3 separate regions of the Homo sapiens genome follow, and all the other regions are linked to region 3. The links are chromatin loops, found by intact Hi-C in ENCODE. Cell type or tissue: PC-9. All regions are shown on one strand.

Region 1 (2,500 bases), 74 kb before region 3:
CAGGTAGCCTTTCTTCTGGGGGCTAGAAATCTGAAGCCACAGATGTGCATTCTTCCTAGTTGCTTGCTATCCTGGGAGAGTACTAGGATTTTTTTTTTTTTTTTTTTTTTTGAGACGGAGTTTCGCTTTTGTTGCCCAAGCTGGAGTGCAATGGCACGATCTTGGCTCACTGCAACCTCTGCCTCCCGGATTCAAGCTATACTCCTGCCTCAGCCTCCTGAGTAGCTGGGATTACAGGCATGCGCCACTATGCCAGGCTAATTTTTGTATTTTTATTAGAGATGGGGTTTCTCCATGATGATGAGGCTGGTCTCGAACTCCCGACCTCAGGTGATCCGCCTGCCTTGGCCTCCCAAAGTGCTGGGATTACAGGTGTGAGCCACTGCGCCTGGCCTACCTGGATCTTTTGAGCGAATGGTTTTATGTGTGCATTTGTTTTTAATAATATCCAGACTGTTCCGAAAGGAAAGATGATTTATCTAGTGTCTATTTCCCAGGACCAGGATCTTAGGCTCTGAGAATCTGTCCATACTCATTCCCAGATGCCTCCAGGAAGTGGAGAATAGATGGCCATAAAGCAGAATCAACTACTAGGTGTTACTGTCTTGAGCTCAGGTGTCAGCTCTCCTCTGGGGGCTGTTGAGAGTTGCAGGGTCAGGTGTGGGCAGAGCATCTCCCTGCATCCTGGGCATAGGAGGTGACATCAGCTTATCCTCTTGACCCTAGGCCTCCTCTCTCTGCAGTGCCTCTCTCATCCCTGCAATCCAGACAGCACATGCAGCAGCTCAAGTAAGTGCCACCTCTGGGTAAGGTGCTCCCTCTCCTGGTAGGCATATGGGTTGAGTTAGAGGTGAAGCAGGTGGGCTGAGGTAGACAGAGGGATAGAGCAAGTGTTAGCAAGAAACGTCCCTGGATGTAGTCAAGCAGTAAGTATGCATGGGGTACCTTGAGCACCAGCATTTATAACTTATCTTCATGTCTTCTGTCTACCAGGTTATCTGATCACACAGAACAGGCCTGCCAGTTGGGCAGCTGCAGTCATGGTTTCTGCCACACGAGGGCGCTGCTGGCCAATTAAAACTCATGCCCCTTAGCAGACAGTTTGGGGATGAGGGCACCCTTTCTCCAAAACAGGGGTCAGAAACTCTGGGGCTCTCTGGGCCCCAGAGAGCATGGGCCCAAAAAGTGAGACAAATATTTGGTACCACTTGTTCTTCCTTGAAAATGGCCTGAGACCCCTAAACACTTTGCTCTAGTGGCCTGACATCTCAATGTGCTTCCAGCTGAACTTGGGAAGCCCCCTCTTTCCAGGCACTTAACACCTTGCACAGGTGCATCTCTCCCTTAAGGTGTAGCAGGTTCCAGCTGTATGCCCCGTTGTCCCCCTGCCTTAATGGCAGTCACTTTCCGACCCAGATGGTGGAGGTGCCTGTGGTTTTTAGGGGGAAAAAATCTCTTATAATTGTTCTAAGAAAAGTGTTTTGTTAGTGAGAAAGTGTTAGGGGTGACTGAAGCCTGGGAGAGTTAGTCTCCCCGTCACCTACTCCAGCACAAACCTATAGAATTCAAGATGGTCTAGTGGATGTTTGCAGCCTCAGTGGCTGGAATACACCCCAGGACATTCCAGGGCCCTGAGCCAAAAATGGTGTCAGAAAGCTGGATAGGAGTGTGGGCTGCTTTGGGCCATGAGCCTCATACCCACCCTGTATCAGGCAGTGTTTCTGCTAGGGGTGCCAAATGGCCCTGGGGCCTCTATGGGACTGAGGACTCCACAATTGACCCTCCATCTCCATGAAGCCCTTCCAGGCTGAACAGGCTAAGGGACATGACAGAGGTTCTCCTCCTCCTTCCTACCCCCATGCCTGAGGGCCCCTCCCCAGGAGGACAGCTTGATTAAACAGTCGGTGCTGCTGGAATTACTGCACAGCTGGCGCTCCCCCCAGCACCCCGAGCAGAGCAGCAGTGCAGATTAAAATCTCCAATTAGCGTTAAAGTGAAGTGAGGAGGTGCTGAGGCTGCCAAGGAGGCCAGACGGGGGCCCTGGGTTGGCAAAACCCCCACTCTTGCCTGGATTCTGAGTGTCACCCTTAGTCACCCCTACTTTCCCAGCTCCTCTCCCAACAGCTTTCAGTGCCCATTAGTTTTGTATCGCTTGGGGCCAGAGGGCTTTGCAGAGGGGTGGAAGGGGGCAAATGCCTTACCTAAAATGCTAGGGACACCGTAAGTATGGAGGAGGAGAGCGGTCAGTGCTCATCAAGGGAGATACCCTATTCACTGCCTGCCAGGCAGCCAGGCCAAGGTGACTTCACGCTACAGCTCTGCTTCTTCTTTTTGCTTGAAGAAAAGATAAACAGGACGGGTCCTTTCAGGTCCTTTACCTATGAAGTGCTAGGGGACATGGTGCCCACATGAACATCTCTCTCTGCATATTTTATCCTATCTGACCCATCTGCTCCCACCGAAGTTATGGCTCCTTCCTCCCTCTCTCCATTCTTCTCTC
Region 2 (2,500 bases), 240 kb after region 3:
TTTCAGGGACACCCCTTAAGTGCTCTTCCTCTGCAGATGTAGGGTAGACCCCCCATGTCTGACAACTCTTTAGAAATAAAATTGCGAAGAAGTTATCACTTTCCAAAGGGCGGGGGAAGGACAAGTGAGAGACGTTAAGAGAACCGACGCGCTTTGTCCTCTGAAATACCTCATATTTACTTTTGACAAAAGAAGTAAATAGAAGCAAAACTGAGATTCAGAAGAAACTCTTTCTACTGCTTGCACAGGTTAAGTTTCTCAAAGACCCCGGAGAAAAGAAGCGGGCTGGAGGCTCACCTTCCATGTCGCTGCCGGGCCGGGCTGGAGCTGCCGCTGTGGCTACTCGGCCTCTCCACGTGCTCCTGCCGTCGCCTGGACTCAGCGCGCAGCTGGCGGGAGATTCCCGGCGCGGGGAGTCCCCGGGATCCGGCAGCCGCGTCGGCGCAGACTGAAAAGGGCAGGAGCCGGCGACCTGCCGGTGCGCGGGGTTACAGCGGCGCTGGCTGGCGGCGGCTTTAAAGGACGCTGGCCGCGGAGTGCCGCGGGTTCCGCGCCTCCAGCCCCCTTTCGAATGTCAAACCCAAGGAACCCCGACAGGATGGAAATGTCGCATCACTAAATTGTCTCAAAATGTCTATTTTAGAAGGATAATGGATGAGAAAAGTGACATCACACGGAGGGTCGGGGGTCAGCCTTGCTTTCTTGGCAAGCTGAAGTTCAAAGACGTTTATCTTAAATTGAGGAAGATCTGGAACTTTTTGTCTAGATTCAGTGATAACAGCCGTGGAAAGTATCAATGAGAACCCCCTTCTTTCAAAGTATTTTTTTTTCCTTCCTCACTTTTTCATTTCACATGGTAAAAGTTTTTGGTCCAAGTTTTCAGACAGTTGGAAAGGATTTTGGCACTTCTATCAATTCAACTTTTTAATTTTTGGAAGCATTTATCTCACTTTTGTTTTCCCTCTGGGAACTGCTTGATTTATTTGCCACCACTCACGCAATACTACCCACTCTATATAAATAGAGGGAGTGTTTTATAGAGTGTGTTTATTTTCTCCCAGCCTGCCTTCTTCTAAATACACACCTTACAAAAATACATATATGATGTACCAGAAAATTAAGCAAAGAAAGTAGAGCTAAGGGTGGAAGGTGGGGGCAGTAAGATTGTAAAATTAACTTAAAGATGTTAGTATACAGATATGTATCAGTCAACATCTTCTCCCAACACCCTCCCTACTGTCCAGAGGTAAAGCACACATTTGACTGCAGAGAGAGGAAAGGGGAAGTGACCACAAAACTGTTTTTCAAAGCAGAACTTTTCTTCACATTGAGGTCTAAGGGACATTGTTCAGGTGAGCCCTTCTAAAGATATCCAGCGTGTGGGACAATATACGAATGAGTCTCAAAAGGCCACTGTCACCGCTATTAGAAAATTATATTAGTGCATACAAATATATTTGAGACTTAAGGCTGAGGGTTTGTGCATCAGCTGTCCATATCAGAAGAAACCCACACTTACAAGTTAAAGTATACATGCTGTAATTTTATGAATTGTAGCTTTAAACAATAGTATGTCGTTGGTATAGGCAGTCTATGTGATGTGTGTATATATATTCAAGTGGGTGAAAAACTACACTGGCTTTAAGCACCACAGTAGCATCTCTATAACTGTATGAGTTGGGAGTTCTGCAGGATGTCAATTTTGGAGAAATACTCTAAACACTAGGTCTAATTTTAGTACTGAAAGGGGAAATTTGTTGTTTGTTAGTTTCTAAAAGCAAAAATAGCACATCAAAAGTAGCAGAAGAGGAACTGTAAAATTTCACAGGGATGGTATGAGGATGAAAAGTTATTTGGTTATGAAAAAGTTGTAGGCCAGGCGCAGTGGCTCACGCCTGTAATCCCAGCACTTTGGGAGGCCAAGGCAGGTGGATCACGAGGTCAGGAGTTCGAGACCAGCCTGGCCAACATGGCAAAATACTGTCTCTACTAAAAATACAAAAATTAGCTGGGCGTGGTGGCGCATGCCTCTAATCCTAGCTACTCAGGAGGCTGAGGCAGGAGAATCGCTTGAACCCAGCAGGCAGAGGTTGCAGTGAGCCGAGATCTTGCCACTGAACTCCAGCCTGGGCAACAGAGTGAGACTTCGTCTCAAAAAAAAAAAAAAAAAGTTGTAAGGAAACTTTATGATTTTCCATTACAATGTTCTTCTGTATATTTGACAGTGGAACGTGTTAGTACTCTGTAAATAGTTCAATACTGAGTATTTCGGACTCCCGAGAGTGATACCTAAGGGGATTAAAAGTGAATTGGTAAAATAACTTATGTAGCTACTCCACCTTCAAGGAGATGCAGCATAAATCCCCACTCTTTAAGTGTGGGTGCACAAAGTGACTTCCTTCCGAAGAGTATAGTATGAAAGCAGGGGAATAAGTTGACAGTGGAGAAACCTGACAAACAGTACCTCAGCCAGCAGACCAAGGTTAACATCAAGTGATAA
Region 3 (2,500 bases):
CCGCAGTTCACATGGCCCCTCCCCATGTGAATTTTCATGGTGCTGTTTATATGCTAGCAGAAGCTGGGCAAAGTGAGTATTCAGGTGGCCCTGATCCCTCCACACTGGAGCCTCAGGACGGGTGGGCACTGGGAGCTCCAGAACAGGATGCTATCCCAGCATCTCTTGCCCCCTGCCAGCCCACCCTTGAGAGCACAGCAGGGTCAGGGAGTCAGTCTATTAGCATCTGTCAGGGGGACCACCCTGAGACAGAACACTGGGATTCCCATGATCTCAGGGTCCCCTTACCTCCTGGTGGCTCAGGGGGACTTCCCCAGGGAATCTGGACACCCTCATTTCCCCAAAACTAGAGAAACCTTTGACACCCACCTTCTGGACCTGAAAGTCGGGTGGGATATGGGGGTTGTGGGACTTAGGGAGGGATGGCCCTTGGGCTGCAGCCCATTAGGAAAGAAAACCCATCCCTGTCTCAGCACTCCACTGAAGACCAGAGAATCGGGGTTCATCAGGGTCCACACCCCTGCCCCCACCCACCTGCCCTGCAAGATGCCCAGTTTCTGGGTGAATGGGAGCAAGTTGGAGAGGTTGGGGGAAGAAGGCAGGAAGGGCAGGCTGGCGGCTCTGAGCTTCTCCATGCAGCCCCCGGGGCCGGGTGCCTGGGCAGGAGGACGGGGCAGAGCAGCTGCTGGCGATTTATTAAGCAGTCACGGAAAAATTGGTTTATAAATTAACAGCTGTTTTAACTTTAGGGCCTCTTCTTCAGGGAATGGAAGCAGCCGACTGGACCGGGATTGGAGTGTGTGTAAGGCTGGTGGAGGGAGTGGGAGGCGGGGGGCTCCGGCAGCTGGCATTCTTCGGGGGCAGCCTCAGCTGGCACCTCGGGGGGCACCAGGCAGTGGCCAGAGCAGGGGGTCTCCAGGTGCCGGGGACTGAGGCTACCCCTGCTGTGGGCTGCAGCTTGCTCTCTTCTCAACTTCCCAGCTCCCACCTGGGGGCGCCAGAGGGCACATATACTGCTGTACTCGTTTGTGCCACCAGAGGGCAGCCTCCGCACATCGATCTCTACTGCTTCCGAGAACTGTCCAAACCGGCGGGACTGAGAGAGAGAAACCTGGTCCAGGGCAGAGAAAGAGAGGAGCCCACTGCAGTGCGTGCAAGCGATCTTCCACGCGTCCATCCTGAATGTGTTAAAAGCAGCAGTTAAAGAGGGAGGGCTCTGGAGTTGGACTGTTTGCGTTTGAACCCAGACTCTGGGCAAAAGCTGCTGAACCTCTCTGAATCTAATAGCCTCATCTGTGAATTGGAAGGATACTAGCGAGGATTAAATGAGAGTGCATAGGAAGGGCCTAGCCCCGGTGCCCAGCACAGAGGCTCCATATGTGTCACCGTTGTCAATTTCTGACTCATGTATTCATCTATTCATTCACTTCTCAAACCATCCTCTCGGCGTCATGCAGTGCCTGCTGTATTCTGGGTACTGTGGCAGGTCGGTGATGATGTAAACAGAGATGGCGGCCAGGGACGGTGGCTCAAGCCTGTAATCCCAGGCCTTTGGGAGGCTGAGGCGGAAGGATCACTTGAGCCCAGGAGTTCGAGACCAGCCTGGGCAACAAAGTGAGACCCTGTCTCTACAAAAAACAATAATAAAAAAAACATTAGTCAGGTGTGGTGGTGCACATCTGTAGTTCCAGCTACACAGAAGGCTGAGGCAGGAGGATCGTTTGAGCCTAGGAGGTCGAGGCTGCAGTGAGCCGTGATGGCGCCACTGCACTCCAGCCTGGGCAACAGAGCAAGATCCTGTCTCCAAAAAAAAAAAAAAAAAAAAAAAAAGGTGAGAAAGACACGTATCAAAATAGTGTGCTAAGAGTTACGATACACCCAATGAGGGGAGAAGGGAGATTGACTTGGATGGGGCAAAAACGAACGTTCTGGGGTGACAGAAACATTATATATCTGTATTGTGGTGGTCAAATGCTATATAAATTTCCAAAAACTCATTGAAATGTATATTTAACACTTTATTGTAGGCAAACTGTAACTCAACAAAGCTGATTTGAAAAAAAGCACCTAAGCACCCAATGTGAATTTACTGAATGGGCAAAGGGATGGACGATGGGTGAATGAATGAATGAGTGCATGTGTAAATGAGTGTCTCAGATGGTTGTCCACCTGTCTTGGTGCCACCACTGCTCCTACTGAGGGTGTCCTTGCCCTCTCCTCTCGGGTACACGGGTTTCCCCAGAGAGGTGGGTCTTGGAATTCCTCTTCCTCCCGCGTCCCCCCTTCTCCCTTCCCCCAAGGGCAGGGAAAGACACCCCAGTGCTCCCAGCCAGCACTCCCCGGCTCCTCTAAGGGTGTTTCCTGGGACTTCCGGGGCCTCCCTTCCAGCTGCCACATGCCAACCCAGCCGGCTCCGGCTCAGCTCTGTGGTGCCAAGGTCACGGGTGTGATGCCCAACTCCAGACCCACAGTGCCTGCAGCAGCCACCCAAACCCTGGCC

What was found. Hi-C counts contacts between places; a loop is a spot of excess contacts. Peaks named below come from ENCODE experiments on the same cell type or tissue, not always from the same donor. Only the 100,000 strongest peaks of a DNase experiment are listed, where the experiment ranks them.
Region 1: a loop joins it to region 3, with 9 times the contacts of the local background. A loop is called at or near these places in 90 of 110 quality-filtered maps.
Region 2: a loop joins it to region 3, with 11 times the contacts of the local background. A loop is called at or near these places in 18 of 110 quality-filtered maps.

What each region holds. Positions count from the first base shown.
Region 1 is chr17:39,547,042-39,549,541 of GRCh38, forward strand. It overlaps a transcript of CDK12 not described here. Among named protein-coding and RNA genes, the nearest start is that of NEUROD2, 60 kb to the right of the region's middle. In PC-9, CTCF peaks have their summits at 1,012 (motif pointing right) and 1,215; a DNase peak (open chromatin) is centred at 770.
Region 2 is chr17:39,863,823-39,866,322 of GRCh38, forward strand. IKZF3 (IKAROS family zinc finger 3) reads right to left here and starts at 490. Exons shown (of 8, transcript NM_012481.5): 1 at 298-490. The coding sequence starts at 304. RefSeq lists enhancers at 112-231, 242-331, 1,059-1,128, 1,189-1,248. In PC-9, no CTCF peak of the experiment used is centred here; no DNase peak of the experiment used is centred here; H3K4me3 peaks cover 765 bases; H3K27me3 peaks cover 1,900 bases.
Region 3 is chr17:39,621,095-39,623,594 of GRCh38, forward strand. LOC124903997 (a long non-coding RNA gene) reads left to right here and starts at 748. Exons shown (of 2, transcript XR_007065748.1): 1 at 748-802; 2 at 982-2,066. RefSeq lists an enhancer at 1,298-1,587. In PC-9, CTCF peaks have their summits at 984 (motif pointing right) and 1,184; DNase peaks (open chromatin) are centred at 1,047 and 2,467.